Linked DNA regions of Homo sapiens: region 1 is linked to region 2. The links are chromatin loops, found by intact Hi-C in ENCODE. Cell type or tissue: GM12878. All regions are shown on one strand. Links, peaks and the distances in the headings refer to the core of each region. The heading gives the core; the rest is flanking DNA. Region 1 overlaps RAD51B (RAD51 paralog B). Region 2 overlaps RAD51B (RAD51 paralog B).

Evidence for each region. A loop is a pair of places that touch in the nucleus more often than their neighbours do. Peaks named below come from ENCODE experiments on the same cell type or tissue, not always from the same donor. Only the 100,000 strongest peaks of a DNase experiment are listed, where the experiment ranks them.
Region 1: it touches region 2 in a loop (6-fold over the local background); 3 of 110 quality-filtered maps call a loop at or near these places.

Annotation. Positions count from the first base shown.
Region 1 is chr14:68,206,396-68,215,458 of GRCh38, reverse strand. All of the region lies in intron 7 of RAD51B (RAD51 paralog B), which reads right to left. Among named protein-coding and RNA genes, the nearest start is that of RAD51B, 390 kb to the right of the region's middle. RefSeq lists enhancers at 4,251-4,530, 4,701-4,900. In GM12878, for the core only: no CTCF peak of the experiment used is centred there; a DNase peak (open chromatin) is centred at 4,408; H3K4me3 peaks cover 612 bases; H3K27ac peaks cover 2,772 bases.
Region 2 is chr14:68,271,072-68,280,134 of GRCh38, reverse strand. All of the region lies in intron 7 of RAD51B (RAD51 paralog B), which reads right to left. Among named protein-coding and RNA genes, the nearest start is that of RAD51B-AS1, 410 kb to the left of the region's middle. RefSeq lists enhancers at 20-189, 4,494-4,543 and a silencer at 869-1,163. In GM12878, for the core only: a CTCF peak has its summit at 5,200; a DNase peak (open chromatin) is centred at 4,464; H3K27ac peaks cover 4,405 bases.

The DNA of each region.
Region 1 (9,063 bases), core at 1,800-6,799, 64 kb after region 2:
GTGCTCAGAAAACATTTGTTAATTGTTCCCACCACCACTCTCTGAGTTCCATTCTCCTTATTTCTGAAATGGGTACAATAATATCTGTCTTGCTTCCTCTTCTCCACCTTCCAAACAGGATTATTTGTGATGATTATTGTGGTAAAAGAGAAAAGAGAAAAACTGAAGAGGAAGATGAAAACAACCTTCAAATATTAAGATAGTTATATGATAAGGGAGAGTAGACGCCATTGGTGTCTAAGAGATTAAAAAATCACTTTCTTCTCATTCCCTATTGAGAAACTTTGTAAAATATAAAAGGCCATATTAAGAATATAGGGTTATTATGATGATAACTCAGGAGAGAATTGAACATACTATCTTTGTCATTTGAGGCAATGGAGATAATTAATCTTCTTCAAGTTTTTTGAAAATGGTAACTAAATCCTAAAAGTCCTAAATACCTAGCTGAGGAAAACAAATTGTTCTTCAGCTTCTCAGAATATCAAGTTCTTTTTTCCATAATATAATTAGAACCCCCAAGGATTCATTTAATTCACAGTATAAAGGCAAAACAACAAAGTTGAAATAAAAGAAGGCTGGTTTCACAGGTTGCCCACAAAACTGAGAATTTTTTACTACAGCACAATGCAATAAAGAGGCTTACAAATTGAGTCCTGGGGGAAGGACACGAGCTGTATTTGTTGCATGTGGGTATAAGAGGCCAGAAGTTGGCCTCTTCTATTCTGTGAAGTGCCATGTGCATAAATTTGTAGACTGTAATTCCCTTTAACTCAAAACACTCGTGAACAAACAGTTGGAACAAAGCCACCTCCAGAACATGATGAACCATAGCACTTAGAACACTGATCATCTCTCATTGCTCAAACAAATAAGCCTTTAAAATACTGACATGCTTTACTTGGAGTTTTTTTATTTATGCGTGTCTTAACTGATTTCAAAAGAATCTTAGGGAGTGGGGGCCGTAGAAGTAATCTAGACATCCCTCCCCTCCACCTCCCCATGCTAGAAGATTCTTTTTCACATCATTCTGTACAGAGGCCAAACATTTCAGAGATAAGAGTGCTCCATTGGCTTGGTTGCCCCACTGAAGTTAAAGTTGGTAAGTACCAGGGGTAACACAATTCCCCTGCCTAAGGTTTCCATGAGTGGCCTCCTGCTAGAGTAACATTTTGATCTTTTTTGTTTCAGCCCACTTCAAGGATACCAAAAAGAATTTTTGTGCAGATATGAACTAGGTTTCCTCCTCTCTCATTCACAGTCGAGAAGTCAGGTGCACCCCTGGCTTCAGGATGCACACTTTCTCCTTCTCCTTCACACAGGAACTGCCCTCCTCCTGCAAACAACAGTTGTCCAGGGCCTTACCTGACTCTGAGAGTGTGTTTAACTAGGGAAGGGTATAAAAGGCCTGATTGTAGCCACAGATCAGGCCACATTCTCTAATATGGTTTTACTGGAATAAAGCTGACATTTTGTTCTCCATCAACCTGATGCCAGAGTCCATTTCTCAACAGGGAATGAGAAGTGATTTTTTTACTCTCTTAGACACCAATGGCATCTACTCTTTCTCATCATGTAACTATGTTAATATTTGAAGGTTGTCTTCATATTCCTCTTTGGTTTTTCTCTTTTCCAGCCTGACATTAGTTCACCGTTTTTCCTCTTAGGATGTAAATCCAGACCTCTTATTCTCCTGATTATAATGGTCAAGGACCCCCTTAATGACAGACCTGACCTAGTACTCTGGACATGGACTCTTAGAGAAGAACTACTGCCACCATGATCCATGATGCTATATTCTAATAATGCACCCTCCTATTAGTTGTTCTTTTTTAAAAGTAGGTATACGTTAGTATTGAATCACATTGAGTTTCCCACCAACTAATGTCCCTAAATCTTTTCCTTATTACTTGCTATCAACCTAAGCTTCCTCCTTCAAGACTTAACATACTATTTTGTTAACCTTAGCTTAGGACTTTACATTAATCTGTGTAAAATTCTGACTCACTGGTTCTAGTAGCATAATACAGTTATGAGCATGGGCTTTGGTGATAGACAAATGGTCCTCTGCCATCTGTGCCTCTTATTGGCTGTGGGACTTGGGTAAATGACTTAGCATATCTGTGCCTCTACATCTATCTATAGAATGGAATATTACTAGTATACACCTCAGAGGGTCACTGTGAGGATTAAATGAGAGAAGTCATACAACACATTTAGCATTTTGCCTGGCACACAGTAAGTACTCAATAAATGCTACATATGGTTGTTATTAGCAAATCCGCCCATCAACCTACACAGATCTTTAAAAAATCCTATCTCACTTGTTGCAAAAGCACATTATTTGTGCTTTCGTCAGAAATTTTTAATGAGAAAATTGGATAGAACAGCATCACTAGACAGGTTCCTGAGGCTTACCCTGAGGACCCCTCTCCAGATGGACATTAGTCCATCCATCAGGTCAAAACTGCCAGTGGACATTTGTTCAACCAGCTATGAATCTACTTAACCTCAACAAGACAACAAGAGTATCATAAAAATCTTAGCCAAACTCCTCCCAGAAATAAAAATCTATCCCTTGACATTTCCATAACCAATAAGATGAACTGTGAAAGACTTTAAGGATGTTAGAAATAGGAATGTTTTGTTTTCAATGAGCTCATATTGACTCCTAATAATCACATTTTTCTCACACGTAATCATTCAGTAATCCACTCTAAAAATTTGCTGAAGATCAATGTCCTGTGCATTCTGGAACATGTCTTCTTCTTCACTCCATTTCTTCAAAATTAGGATAGTGTCCAGTGCCATTTTCCATTACTATGACACCAAACCCTATTGCTATCATTTCTCATAAATGATGTGATTACACTGGCAAATTCTGTCACTACCCAGTGCTGTGGTTCCAATGGAAAGTCCCCAGTAGTGAGTTAGGAGGGTTCTAAACCAGTCCAAATTGTTCAGCAAACTGCTGACCACCCAAAGGACACACATGGTGGTATTTACCTTGCTGCTGGTGCTGCTGTTGTTGCTGCTGCTAACAGCTCTATGTAAGGCTCTGAGTCAAGTATTTTACATGGATTGTCTAATTTAATTCTCAAAACAGCCCTCTGAGGTCAGTGTAAAGATAATATCCTTTTTAGAGCGGGGTCTTAGGTCATACAGCATGTAAGTGGCTGACCTAGTATTCAAACCCAGTTCAATCAGATTCTAGAGCCAAACTTCCAACCAAGTGCCATATTATCTCCCTTTTTTACTAAATGGCACTATTTCATTGTATGAACTGTACAGCTTGGGTCCAGTCCCAGCCTTGCAGGCACAGAAATTTGACCTTGTCAGTATCCCAGAGTTGAATAGACTTAGGCATGATGCCTTCCCCTGACGAAGTTCACAACAAACTGGTGGAGCAAACGAGAATGCCAATGTGTTGATTTACAACAGTTATGTATCTGTCATACAGACCATAACAATCTGACCAGAGCATTTTTCCCTTTAGAGGGTTCTACTTACAGAGGCAAACTGTAAACACAAGACATCATAATAGGAGGCATTTGCTATAGAACTTGAATGTTAAATTGAATTTCCAACAAAGAAGGACTTGCCAGTGACACTGAAACTTTGAAGACTACCAACATTCACATTTCTATGGACAGTTACTGTGGGTACAGGGCACAACCAGTGTTTGCCTCTGGGTGCTTCTGATGTCGACCAACCCCCTTTCTGACACACTGGTGCATTACTTACGTCTAGGCCAGTCTTTGGCCTAGAGACAATGACTTTCCTTAGGTGACTTTCCACAACTATGCTCTGATATCTGATGGTTTTATATATTAATTTATTTCCCAACCAAGTTGTTGAGTAACCTTCCCCACCATATCTAGTCTACAATCTATAATATAATTCACTCTGGCCTAAGGCCTTTAATTCATTTAAGAAAGCTAGGAGCTCTCCTACTTTCTTATGTTTTATTTTTCTTTTTTCCCCCTTAAAGCCATGTATACCATATTCAGTTGGCAACACAAAAGAGGTGCTACAATAGTGAAGGTGGTACAAAAACAGGACCTGAGATGTTCTTTTCATTCTTCTATCTTCTCCAAACATTGGTTTCAATGGGGAAAGCGGGTGGAGGGAGGGCAATGTGATTAGAGAGATTCTTGCAGGCAGGGAGCAAGGCCCTTGAACTAAAAGTGGAAGTAGCCTTATATTCAGATAAATCAGTCACTAGGCACTGGGTGGGGAGGGGAAAGGGTCACAAAGAATGTTCTGAGCTAGGCCACTTAATGATTTTAGACATGCCTACCTAGGAAATGCACCATGTGGCAATGCTCTTGTTCTGACCACAGCACATTAGTCAGAGAAACATCCTCAGAGAGAAGATCAAGGAAGACAAGGCACATGTTTGAGTGTGGGAACACAACTGACACTAAGTGAAGCTTGACAACCTGAAAATGAAAGTGACTGGAAATGAAGTGAAACCATTCTGTTAGTAAAGAATGGAATGCGAAAATGAAATGAACATTTTAAATAGAGCACACTGCCCTTCATTTTACTTGGTGACTCAGCCTGGGAGTTTCTGTAATACATACAGAATTCTGTTTGGTGAAGTGACCTACTTGCTCTTTGTGGGCGACCATATCGTGAACAGCTGGGGAGTAACTCACTCCACGTCAACATGATACTGATCACAAGCGCATTTCCTTGCTTTTGCAGAGTGCAATGGAGATTTCAAAGCACTTCTTCCCAAGTATTTTCTCCTTTAATTCTCACACAAACTCTGTGAGATTGTTGTCCATTTTGTTACAGGTAAGAAAACTATTTTAAGTTCAGTGTTTTTTCCATGATACTACAGCAGTGGCAGTTACTACTAGAGCTCATGCAGAATTCACTGAAGGCCACCAAGACACAAGACACACACAATGGTCATTCCATCACCCTTAAGTAACCTAAGGCCTGGTCATGTATATACATAGAATGGTATGTTACCATCCCTAATATCTTTAAGATCAAACCCACATGTACAAGAACATTTTTAAGGTAGTCCTATCTATTTGGCTCCAGAGTATTTGAATACTGCAATATAAATACTGATCACCTTTATTTGCTTCAGGCATGGTGTATAAAAATTGTCATCCCATTGAATAAATCCCTTGTTACCTGGTCTCAACGTTCCTAACTATAGAACTATTCTAAAGATATTCCTGGCTGGGTGCGGTGGCTCACACCTGTAATCCTAGCACTTTGGGAGGCTGAGGCAGGTGATTACCTCAGGTCAGGAGTTAGAGACCAGCCTGGCCAACATGGTGAAATCCTGTCTCTACTAAAAATACAAAAATTAGCTGGGCATGGTGGCGTACGCCTGTTGTCCTAGCTCCTCAGGAGGCTGAGGCAGGAAAATCACTTGAACCCGGGTGGCGGAGGTTGCAGTGAGCTGAGATGGCGCCACTGCACTCCAGCCTGGGTGACAGAGTAAGACTCTGTCTCAAAAAAAAAAAAAAAAGGTATTCCTAGAGTATGTTTCGCTCAGACTAATACAGCCTGATGAAATTCCAGTGCCAAATAAGGAAAAAGATCGTGTGCTCATGGAGGAATATTACTGCCTGGCAAGAAGCTTCCTTTAATACCACTTAAAAAGATTAGCAGGAGGAAGAAAATCACGATTACAATAAAAGAATTATCACTAAAATTTCTCAGTGCAATTCCTTTCTTTGATGCCTAAACACAGGACCTTCTATTCTAGCAAGATGGTAGTTAAGGCATGTGTATCCGAAGGGCAGGAGATCCCTAAGTGGGTACAGAATATCTTACAATCATCTTCCCAAAAGTAGATTAAAAGTGGACTGGTGCATTTTTCAGATCTAAATATTCTCCTTTCTCTTCGCCCTCACTTCTGCTCTTTTAAATGTTGGAAAAAAAAATGAACAAGGCAACAAAGAAAATTTTAAAATGCTCATGGAAAAACTCATCTTCTAGAAGGGAATCTTAGTGGGAGGGACAATTCCTCTCAGAGAGTTATCAGTGAAGCTGTGAAAATATGAGGCCCTGGAAGCCAGAGGTGTCACCCAACAAGGCTGCAGCAAGGACAATTAGCAATGGCTGCTGTGCCCTCTGTCACTGCCTCAACTTAGAAAGGATGTCTTTGTCAGCCTCAGGATACTTAGCATGGTGCCTACCTCACAGAGAGTTCTATAAATAATTGCTGAGTGAAATCAGATGAAATGGAAACAGTTTCAACATGTCCCAAAAGTATTAGATACTTGAGTGCTAGAGTGGAATTGTTCTCTATTGGAAGAAAAGAAAAAAATATACCATTTTGAGTTGCAAGTCTTCAAGTCTTGCAATGTGAAGGATGACAAAATCTTCCTGATCTCCAAACTGGGTCACCTATCATGAAAGAGGAAAGCACTTCTGCAAAGTGCTACACCCTAGAAAACATCTTAAACCACTCAACAAAACAAGATTTCACCTCAAGGGAAGACTATCGAAGATCTCCACAGATTCCATTCAATTCAGTAAAGATTTCACTTTCAGATTGCCCATAGAGGTTGCCTGTGGGTGCTGGCTACTCAACTGCTGCTGAGCACAGTGCAACTCTATCATAATGCAGCTTGTCATCCCACAGATGTAATATCCACTAGGGTATAATATATAACCCCAATGAGTTTTACTGTTGAATAGAGATGCTGTAATGTATGGTGCAGCCACAGACCTGCATGGAGGGTCAGTTAACCTGAGTTCAAGCTCTATCATTTTCCAGCTGTGTCCAGCATGGACACATTTTATCTCTCTGAGCCTTGGTGTTTTCCTGTGGAAAGCAAGGGGCTTAAAGCAGATAACCTCAAAGATCCTCTCTAGCTTCTAACATTTGTAATATTCCATGACTCTGTGAAGAAAAGCAACTAAAATTAAACCCTTTATTGTTTATATACTGCATAGAAAACAAGTTGATACATCAGAAGGTCACACGGACATGATCCTGTTAGAAAAACCAGCCCTTTCTGTGGCTGAAAGGAATGAGAATATCTTGGCTTTCAAAGTGGGCAAAGATTTGGTTTGGACTTCTCTCCAAAAGAAAGCATGTCTCAGCAGTCAAAATGATGCCAGTAGCCACAGGCTGGGTCATTGCTTTTAGTGAGGCCCAGCAGGCACAACACAACTTTCTTAATTACCATTACTATAACCTTTACCACACCTTGTTTTTCTTGGGGACTCTCTTGGTCAGGTAATCTGGGTTAGATCCAACCCAATTTATAAAATTTGAGGCTTTTCCCACTGTAGGTAAGATTACATGCTATTTTAAGAAACCTCTTGGGGGATGAGGAAATATGTTGTTTTTTTTTTTAAATATTATACTGTATATCGATTCCAAATGCTAGCTGAACTTTTAAAGAAAAACATGAGTTTCCCTAAAAATAGCCTGTCTACAATGCCTCTTAGACTTGGGCACTTTATACACACAGTATAACTTGCTTAGCCTGCAGTTAGAAATAAAATAATATTTAGTGAACACATTTAAAAGGTTAAGAAAAGCTAAATGTAAATGTCCCCAAAACATTAAACATTAATTAACGTGAGCTGACTTGTTATTTAAAAGTTATATTCTCAAAAAAAAAATCTCAAATGAGTTCCTAAATCCAGATTTAAAAACCTTTGGTAACCAAATATCAAATCCAAAGGCCCAGTCTCGGTCTTCAATTTTCCTTGACTATTCTGCAGTATTGGACTGCTGGAATTCTTTCTAATCCTGACCACCATGACTCTACCTAGTACTGGCTCCCCTGCTTCTTTGACTTCACTCTCTACATCTCTTTCCCCAGGCTATTCTTAATTTATCTCCTTCTCCTACCATAACTTTTTAATGTATCACAAAATGCAGAGACATCCTCTGCTCTTTTCTCTTTTAGTATCTTTTTCTTACAGTCTTGCCTTTGGATTTGGCAAACTCTAGATGTATTTTCTCCTAACTCTGTGTGGATGACTTCCTAATCTTAATCACTATGCTTCACCCTGTCATGTGAATTTCGATTTTCTATCTTCCCCCACTGCAAGCTGAACATCTCTACCATTTTGCCTTATTATTTCAAATTCAGAAGCCATGTAAAACTGAATTGGGCAAGTAAGAAACCTGTGGGAATGAATTAAAATTGGAGATATCAATGAATCAATTCATGATTTCTAAAATATGCATATATGCATATGTAGGTGTATATGTGTGTGTATTTATATATATATGTATGTGTGTGTGTGTGTGTATTTTTCCCCAAGTTCACTTCACTGAAAGAGCCAAGAGCCAAGATACCTCAATAGTAATGAGCACACCTATGCCCAGAACTTAGTCTTTAACACTATTTCCACCAGAAAAGAACTGGGGTGGCCGGGTGCGGTGGCTCAAGCCTGTAATCCCAGCACTTTGGGAGGCCAAGGCGGGCGGATCATGAGGTCAGGAGATCGAGACTATCCTGGCTAACAGGGTGAAACCCTGTCTCTACTAAAAATATAAAAAAATTAGCCGGGCGCGTTGGCGGGCGCCTGTAGTCCCAGCTACTTGGGAGGCTGAGGCAGGAGAATGGCATGAACCCGGGAGGCGGGGCTTGCAGTGAGCCGAGATCGCGCCACTGCATAACCGCCTGGGTGACAGAGTGAGACTCCGTCTCAAAAAAAAAAAAAAAAAAAGAACTGGGGTTTCTTGGGAAAATGGGTGATTTCAGAGCTTAGGCAGAGTAGGTACAAGGTGTGCCTAGAATAACTTATGCCAAAAATCAAGGAAGTGTTAAAAAAAAAAAAATAGACGGTGGAGATATGATACCAGAACATACTGGCTAAATCTGAGACAGTTTATATACCAAAATGATCTGGTACAGTATCAACCACTGAAAAGAACAGTGGATTCCATGACCAGTACAAACTGGTAAGAGATGCATGTTTGGATGGAGAGAAGAAAAAGCTCCTGCTTATTAGAAAATGTCTACTGTTGACAGGCGAATGTGGAAGGAATGTCAAAGATGGAAAATCATGATTTTTCAGTCATCTTATAAAGTTTGGACTATACAAGAATCATCAACAGAT
Region 2 (9,063 bases), core at 2,591-7,590:
AGTAGGTCCGGCAAGGGAAAGGACACAGACTCCTGGGTTCTATTTCTGTCTTGGCCACCAACCACTCTGCTAATATTTTCACTTCTGCTGAAATGTGATGACGAGAGTTTCAGAAGATTGGTTGTCACATAAGAACAGAATAAGAGCAGGCAGTTAGCTGGTTAAATGTGGAAGAGCCACAAACAACACTGGGATCTGGAATAGGAGTTCACAGGTGGGAAAAATTCCATTTGGGCATTTGTCTTCTCAGTTTCATTTCAACGCACAGAGAGCAGCATGGGTCTGGAACCAGTCTTAAATATACGTGATGATAGTATCTGTGTTTTCAAATGCATACCTCTAAAACTAAAGGTCTTTAGTTTAAGAAATATTTTCTTGTTTTTCCTATTTGAAATGATATTTGTATTTATTTTTCGGATGGGTTGCTCTGTACAATGGTAGTGCTAAATAAGAAAAAAAATAATTAATTCTTAATATATTTGGGAACCAGCGCATGAAGTATATTAGTACCTCTATAACCTGACAGAGGTCCTGGCCTTATGTTAAAGACTCAGCTAGGATAGAGGTGATAGGGCCAGGGGTTTGTCTTTGGTCTTTGAAGTCATCTAGCCAAGAGGCCAGGCTGTTTAACGACTGGTAACTGAGGAGGGTTTATGGCTGTTCCTGCAGTCCTTCAAGGTATACCATGATCCCTTTGAAAAAAGGGACACAGAAGCTGGAAACACTGACTACCAATCCTACATACCTAAAGTCCCACTGAATTCAGAATCCTGGAGTTCTGAGCAAATCTCATGGAAGCCGTCCTGCCTTCATCAAGGCCTGGAAAGGCATCACTGCCGAGAACAGATGCCCACATGCTTTGGAATGAGAGGACAAGCAAGCTTTTTTCTGTCTGGTTATTGACAACACGGTGTTCCTTCTCATGGACTCCTCCTGCCCTCCCTAGCACCACACTGAAATGACTAAATCTGCCTGTTGGCTCCAGTGAATCCAGTCAAATAAGTCAATTCTCTTTAAGTTTGTGGTCTCAACTCCTTGTTGGTTTATTGCAAAATTAAAGGGCATACAGAGTAGAACCATCAATCAGTAACCAGCAGAGGAATAAGCTCTTTGTGGAATGTACTGAGAAGCAGGAAAGAAGAAAAAATGAAAAGAAACCTCATGAAATGGTCATTTGTTAGGAGAACAGAAAAAAAAAAATCTGCATTTCACATGCAACATCATTTAGGAAAAGTCTTATTAAAGGTTTCCTATCTCACCAGGAGAGCAAGCACAGGAACGCAAAGAAAAATCCCTCAAAATGACCTGCCATCTATTAGTGCTGGTTTCTTGTGGGTTTTGCTGTATTCCATAGACACAGCCTGAGATCATGTGGCCCAAGGGCTGGAACAGTGACTCAGCAGGCTCAGGACCAGGGAAAGGAGATGAGAAGCCACTGTTGTTTATTACAAAACAAAACAAACAAACAAACAAATGTAACTGGCTCTTTCAGCCCTCTACCGCATGCTGACCTTCCCTTAGCACCCCTTTATTTAAAGTACCCAGTGCCATGTCTTACTTGGAATTTTTAACAAATGCAATTTGATCAGGGTGAAAACTGAAGAGCACTACATAGTCTAGACAAAGAAAACTAACATTTACTGGGTACCCAGTGAGTATCAAACACCATGTTCAGTGCCTTAGTTACAGACCTCCTTTCATCCTCATCGTAACACCATGAGGTAGGTGACATTATTCCTCTTTTAAGGATAAAGATATTAAGTGACTTGCCTGGCTTGCAGCAAGCAGCAACATCAATGTGACTACAAAATCCCTTCTTTCAAATAGATTCACCATTTCAAGCATGGCACCAGGAAAACTACTATGTGGCATTCTAAATCCTTCTGGAAGAAATGAAATTGGTAGTACTGGAAATAGTATAAGGGTAACTCACCAGCTGTGTCTACCTTGTACATTTTTTTCTCTAGATAAATTTCTTCTCTAGGGCAACTAGTATTGCCTATTTCATAGGAGAGAAAAGCAAGATGCCAAGAAGTGTAGGAAATTTCTGGCACTGGTAGGCAAAAGAGCCAATAGAACACAGCACGCCTCTGGCTGGTCGCAGTGGCTCACGCCTGTAATCCCAACATTTTGGGAGGCCAAGACGGGCAGATCATTTTAGTCCAGGAGTTCAAGACCAGCCTGGCCAACATGGCAAAACCCTGTCTCTACCAAAAATACAAAAATTAGCCAGGCATGGTGGCACGCGCCTATAGTCCCAGCTATTTGGTAGGCTGAGGCACATGAGAGAATTGCTTGAACCTGGGAGACGGAGGTTGCAGTGAGCCAAGATTATGCCACTACACTCCAGCCTGGATGACAAAGCGAGACTCTGTCTCAAAAACAAACAAAAAAAACCCCCAGAACATACCTCTGATTCTCACCTGTGGCAAGATGTAGCCTTTGAAATACTATGGTAATAGATAAGAATTATTTACATTGCTTTAAAATAATGAACGGGCCATATATATAATATACACATTTATATGAATATAAAATTTCATCTGAACATCTTTATCAACATCAATAAGGTATATATTATATCTCTTTCCGTATCAGAGAGAAAAAGTGACTTGCCTAAAGTTTACAGCATATAAATGGGCCTAAACCCAAGTCTGACTCCATATCTCATGGTCTTTACATTCCTTGATCCTGAAGGGGAGGGCACCTCCCAGAAAAAGAGGCAGACTGACGGTGAAAGAATAACCTCCATGAGAAAGCTAGGTCTTACTGGCTTTCTGAAATAAGGATGAGCTGCTTGTGAATTGTTATGTCCCGTGGAACTGGATCTTGGCTTCTCCTTTTTCTCTACACAGGTTTGACTATTAATAATAGCATTAGGACCTATGGCTGTCTCTGAGGGTTGTCGTCCATTACTAATGTGAGGCTCCTCGTAAGTGCTGGTTATGGTTTATGAGTAGTGGTCCCCTTCATTAATTCAGCCAAAGAGCTTCCAAGAGAGGACTATGGAAGTAAGAAGTGAGAGAAACCCATACCTGGGACTAAGGAGGTTCAGAGTGAGATTGCAAGGAGGTTAAAGAGTAAAGTTTATATTTAAGGCTTCCTTCCCTAACACTCACCATGTTCTCTCCGTCCTGAGTACTCCATAAGCTTTGTACACTCATCTTTTCAAGTGCAGCTAAAAGTGGGACCTGCTCCCCGACATCCTTTTCCCAGTAGCCAGTACTACCTCGGAGGGCTTTGAGGGCCCAAGACCCCATCCCTGTGCCATCCACCACTGCTCATAAATCTACACAGTCCTTTCTTCCCTACCCTCTTTCTGATGAACTAAGTCTTAAATATGTCTTACAGATGACTTTTGCTACAGAGCTGTGTATTTTTGAGGGAAGGCCCCTGCTGACATACCAATTGCACTAAAGCAGTTGCTCTGAAGTGGTGGGGACGGGTTTTGAATCTAGTTCTTCTCACTCCAGTTCCATACTAATTCCCCTACACATTCTTTTCCTTCCTCTTCTGAAATAGAAAACCTGGCTCAACATGTGACTGACAGACTCCCCTGTAGATACTGGAAGCATAGTTGAAATAAAAGCTGAATATCTCAGAAAACAAAATTACTCAAGTAATTAATTATTAAAATTAAAAATGTTATGAAAATACTTATTAAATACAAATCGTGGTTAAAACAAAGATAAGACTGATATTTTTCTGTTTAAAAAAAAAGTAAAATGAGTACGCAAATGAGCTAAAATGAAATGTAGCAAGTAATCCATGAAAAGAGGATGGATGGGAAGCTAGGAGATGGGAAGGTATGACTTCTCAATGGGAGACTCAGGGGAGGAGTCATTTGATCTGGGCCTTGAAGGAAGGGCCCAATTTGGACATTGAGAGTTATGTGGAAGGTCATTCTAAATGGCAGAAGAGGCCCCTATATTATGATAATTTGGATCTGCAGAGTATTTCAGAGGAGGAACTCTGGAATACTGGAAGTCATTAACAAGGTGACCAATCTGTCTCTTTCTATAATAACAGCACAGGTATTTATACCAGGGATTCATCTGTCTCAAAAAAGGAGCTCTTTGAAAAGCATGAAAACAGGCTCCCAGCTGGGAGACACTGGAGAGGACTTCCTTCTCCTGTTCACCTGCATCTCATGTCTGCATGATCCAACTTTACAGGAAGTAGAAGCAAGATGTCTACATAATCTCCTCCTACCACTGAACTTGGTTCCTACAGGACAGGTTCTTGCAGTAAGGACAAAAAAATAGAAATAACATGTCAGCTGAGAATTCAAGGGTGTGTGTGTGTGTGTGTGTGTGTGTGTGTGTGTGTGTGTGTGTGTGGAGAGCTAGTTTCAAACTGTATTTAGAAGCTAAATTCTGCTACAACACATCAAAGAATATCAGGCCCCATTACAGAGGAAAGGAAAAGCCCTAATTTGCATGCAACAGGGTTTAGGAAAAATTTTTATGAAAGACTTCTCTAAGGGGGTAAAAACTAAAACAAAACAGCAACCAAAAAGTCCTCAAATGACTGTGTGACTGTGTGTCATCCATGCGTATCCTGATAGCTTCTCGCCAATTCCCTCGCAGGCAGGAGAGACCCCACTGGACTTCAAAATTTTCCTACCCTAGAGAAAGGAGGCATTATAAACCAAAGCAGAGTCCCCTTATTTGTTCCACTACTTTTTTTTTTTAAGTCCACTTTTTCTGCCAGTTACTTTTCAACATGACTGACAAGAATGCTTTCCACTTTTCCATTATGTTTTCAAAGCCAACAGCAAAGCTCAACTAGAGGTTCAAATAAAAATTTTAATCAATACAACTATAAGAATGTTACTTTCATATAAATTTAGTCAGTTCTCAGGTAGCACATGAGGGTCACAGAGAAACTCCCTGACTCTAACACAGACTTGGAAATGAGGAAAATAAGATGGCCTTCTGGAGTTAAACTGCATAATAATCAGCACTCACTGGCACAGGACAGAACTGCAGAATGAAAGGACAGAATATATGTCTCATTAAACAATGGATCTAGGCAATGATCATCAATGGGTGCTAAAACCAGTAGGTGAAAAGTTGACAGAAATCTTGGTCATGGGAAGAAGATCAGGCTGCCACTATCCCGAACCACTGATCAACTTAATCACCATTAAAGGTGATATAGTCAGACATTATTGCCTTGTGACATGATAAAATAGGAAGTACTAGCACCACCTATAGAGTGTTTTTGCCTAAAAAGAAAAAACAAAACAAAACCCTCTAAACCCTAATCTAATCAAACCTTAGCAGCAACCACCAGTTTATGGGAAATATAAGATCTAGCAGAACAAGTTAAAAGGACGTGGTGAAGAAGCCATCAGCCAAATCTAGAATATAGGGCATTTGATATCCAATTTCTCCAAATAATTAATGTCACAAATAAAAGGAGAGTAAGGAAGTAATTATTTCTGACATAATTATTAATTATTTGTGACATTATTTGTGACATTTATTATTTTATTCTGGGAAGTACTCCAGAATAAAAGAAAGTAAAAGGATATAACAACCAAATGCAATTTATGGACCTTATTTAGGTCCTTATTTAAACTAATCAACTGTAAAAGGATATCTTTGAGACAATCAGGGAAATCTGATTTTGGGCTGGGTATTGGATGATATTAATGAATTGTTAATTTTGTTAGGTGTAGTAAAGGCAAGGCATTATGGTTTCATATGCCCTTATCGATTTAAAGATAGGAGATGTGGGTAGAGAAATGTGTGTTCCAGAGATAAATTTTAAAATGCAAACAAGAAAGGAAGGAAGAAAGTAAATGTAATCATGGTACATTTTGTAGCTCTGCCATGAATGCTTACATTGTCACAGTAATGTAAATATTAACTGAATATTATGATATAATCATACCGGAAAAAAGAAGGGGAAGAGTGAAATGGAAGGAGAGAATGGTGTAAGTACCCTATGGTCATCGTCCATAGAAAACATGAGATAATGTCTAAAATAGAAAAATTAAGAAACAGCAATTCAAGCATATCAGTTAGAAATGTGGGGGTCACTAGTAGAATCAACAAGAGATTTGAAAGTGGCTGCTCCCGAAGCATAAGAAGCAAAGGAGAGTGGGGAAATTGGGGCAAGAAACTGGTTTTCAGTACAAATCTATACTATTACTAGATTTGTAAAACATTATACATGTTTTACTCTGATGAAAAATAGAATTTAAATAAAAAATAATATGTAGAACAGGATATGGGGAGGAAGTCTGTCAGCTAAAAAATTTTATATAAAGTATAGCCTGGCATGGAGGCTCACACCTGTAATCCCAACTACTCAGGATGCTGATGGGAGAGGATCGCTTGAGCCCAGGAGTTCGAGGCTGCAGTGAGCTATAATTGCACCACTATACTCCAGCTCTGTATGACAGAGTGAGAGCACATCTCTAAGAAAAAAAAGAAAAATGATGGAAGTGCTTGTTCCGAACCTAATCAGGGTTGCCAGGAAGCCCTGTGTGCCCACTCAAGTGGTCACCTGACAGATAGATCTGCACTGTAGAGGTGGAACAGCAGGCTAACGGGGCCTGATAATATAAGCATTTGAATCACTTAACTCCCCTCACATCAATTCTGTACTTACCAAGCAACTGTCCAATAATTTGATTTGTCACTTAATTTGCCTTAAAGGGGAACTTAGGCAAGCCTATCCAGTGGATAGAACAGCTTAATTTTACACTGTAGGATCAATAATTTGGCATTCTATTTTTATAGCTCAGCCTGGTCCGGGAGCTTTGGGACCAAGAACAGGGCCAGGTTCACCTGAGAGTAATAGGCTTTTGGCCAAAAGCTGATCACCAGGCAAAAAACACCTTGGGAGACTTCCTGACTCTGGATAGCAGCCTCCTCCTGCTCAGGAGCTGCCCTAACCTTAGTGTCCTCATCACACTGCCTTAAGCAAAATCATAACCACCAGTTAATCTCAGTTATTCCCCTACATTACACTAAATAATCAAGAGACAATTGTGTCTGACCACTTGTAGGAAGACACAGTGGTCACTCGTGGCTCTTTTCAAGCAAAGATATTCTTCAACAGTTGCTTTCAGGACCCCACAGGACATCATGGGCAGAAGCCGAAGTTCTAGAACTTTTAAAATATAGAAAGTGTTGGGCCAGGCGCAGTGGCTCACGCCTGTAATCCCAGCACTTTGGGAGGCCGAGGCAGGCGGATCACCAGGTCAAGAGATCGAGACCATCCTGGCTAACACGGTGAAACCCCATCTCTACTAAAAATACAAAAAATTAGCCAGGCAAGGTGGTGGGCACCTGTAGTCCCAGCTACTGGGGAGGCTGAGGCAGGAGAATGGTGTGAACCCGGGGGCAGAGCCTGCAGTGAGCCGAGATCACGCCACTGCACTATAGCCTGGGTGACAGAGAGAGACTCCATCTCAAAAAAAAAAAAAAAAAAAAAAAAAAAAAAAAAAAAAATATATATATATATATATATATATATATATAAAGTGTTTATAAACAAAATACCATGGTAATAGAACATTTCAATTTTTTATACAGAAAACATAATAATAAGTATTATTGAGTACTTCCAAAGTGCTCTTTACATGTAGTATCTCATTTAATCTTCACAAAGCCCTAAGGTATAGGATCATTCTATTTGTCATATACATTTATTTATTTACAAAGATGGAAAATAAGATATGGCAACATTGAATAATTTGGTCAGGGTCATACAGCAGAATGGAGCAAGGATTCATAACTGGGTCGTCCACTTAGTGGGTGTGGTTCTCAGCGGCAGCGAAGTGTCTTGCTGAGAGTCACACAGCAAATGAGAAATAGAGCCAGGAAGAGGCATCTCTTGTCTTTTACTATAAGTCTGCAGAAGGAAGTGGAAGCCAATGAAACCCTTGAGACATTATAATCTCCCCTAAGTACAGCCACTACAGCCAATTCCATTAGCTCCAAACCAGCTGAGCAAATGCCTGAGTTATATTAAGCCCCCACAGTGATCACGTGGTGAAGAAATGCCTCTGTGCAACTGCATCCAAAAATTAGAAATTAAGTTCTGAAATCATAACAGAACTGTTGGTGACAGGGCAAAAAGTGTGGCACACAAAAATTGCTTGCTGTTTCATTTTCGAGTTGAAACAAGTATCTCACAAAGATAACTTCATGCATTTGCCTTACTTCCCCCTGGAGAAAGGAGAACAAAAAGAAAATGGCAAATTTGGGAGGCTCCCAGAGTTCTAATAAAGTTGTCCTTCATTTATTGTCAAGGCCACCATTTATTGAGCAATTACTATGATGTGTGAGCAATAAAGCTAAGCACCTTTCAAACATTATCATCATCGTCATCTTCAATTAATTAGTCCCTTGTTACGAGTTGATCAGTCTGCTAAGCACTACGCAGAGATTACCTCCTTTAATCCTGGCCACTCTCCTGTGAGGCAGGCCATAGTATTTTATACCCATTTGACAGGTAAAGAAAATGAGCTTAGAGGGCTTCTAAAAATTGTATAAGGTAATGGGAGAGCCATAACTGGAAGCTAAAGCCCAGAACCCATATCCATTGGACGATAAAGCCTTGTTTCTTACCTACCATGCTGTATTGCCTATTTATCTTTTTTTTTTATCTTCACAACACACTTTCAAGGTGCTATAATATTCATTTTATAGATGAGAAAAATGAGTCTCAGAGAGGTTAAATCACTTTCTAAAGACACACAGCTGGTAAGCAGCAAAGCTGGGATTCAAACCCAGGCTTGTTTTACTCCAAAGCCCAAGCTTTTCATCACTACACTACAGTATCTGTCTTTTCACTAGGATGTCAGTGCATTCATTTAATAAATATTTATCAAAGCCTTACTATGCACCAAGCACTGCTGTAGGCACTTGGGATACAATGTGAATAAAACAGATAGAAATCCTTCCCTGTAGTTTACATTCTAGTGGTGGGAGGCAGACAATAAACGTAATAAATGACAAATGATACAGTATGTTAGAAAGTGATCATTACTATGGGAAACAAACTAGGGTAAGGGAGATTTAGCTTAAGGTGTGGGAATAG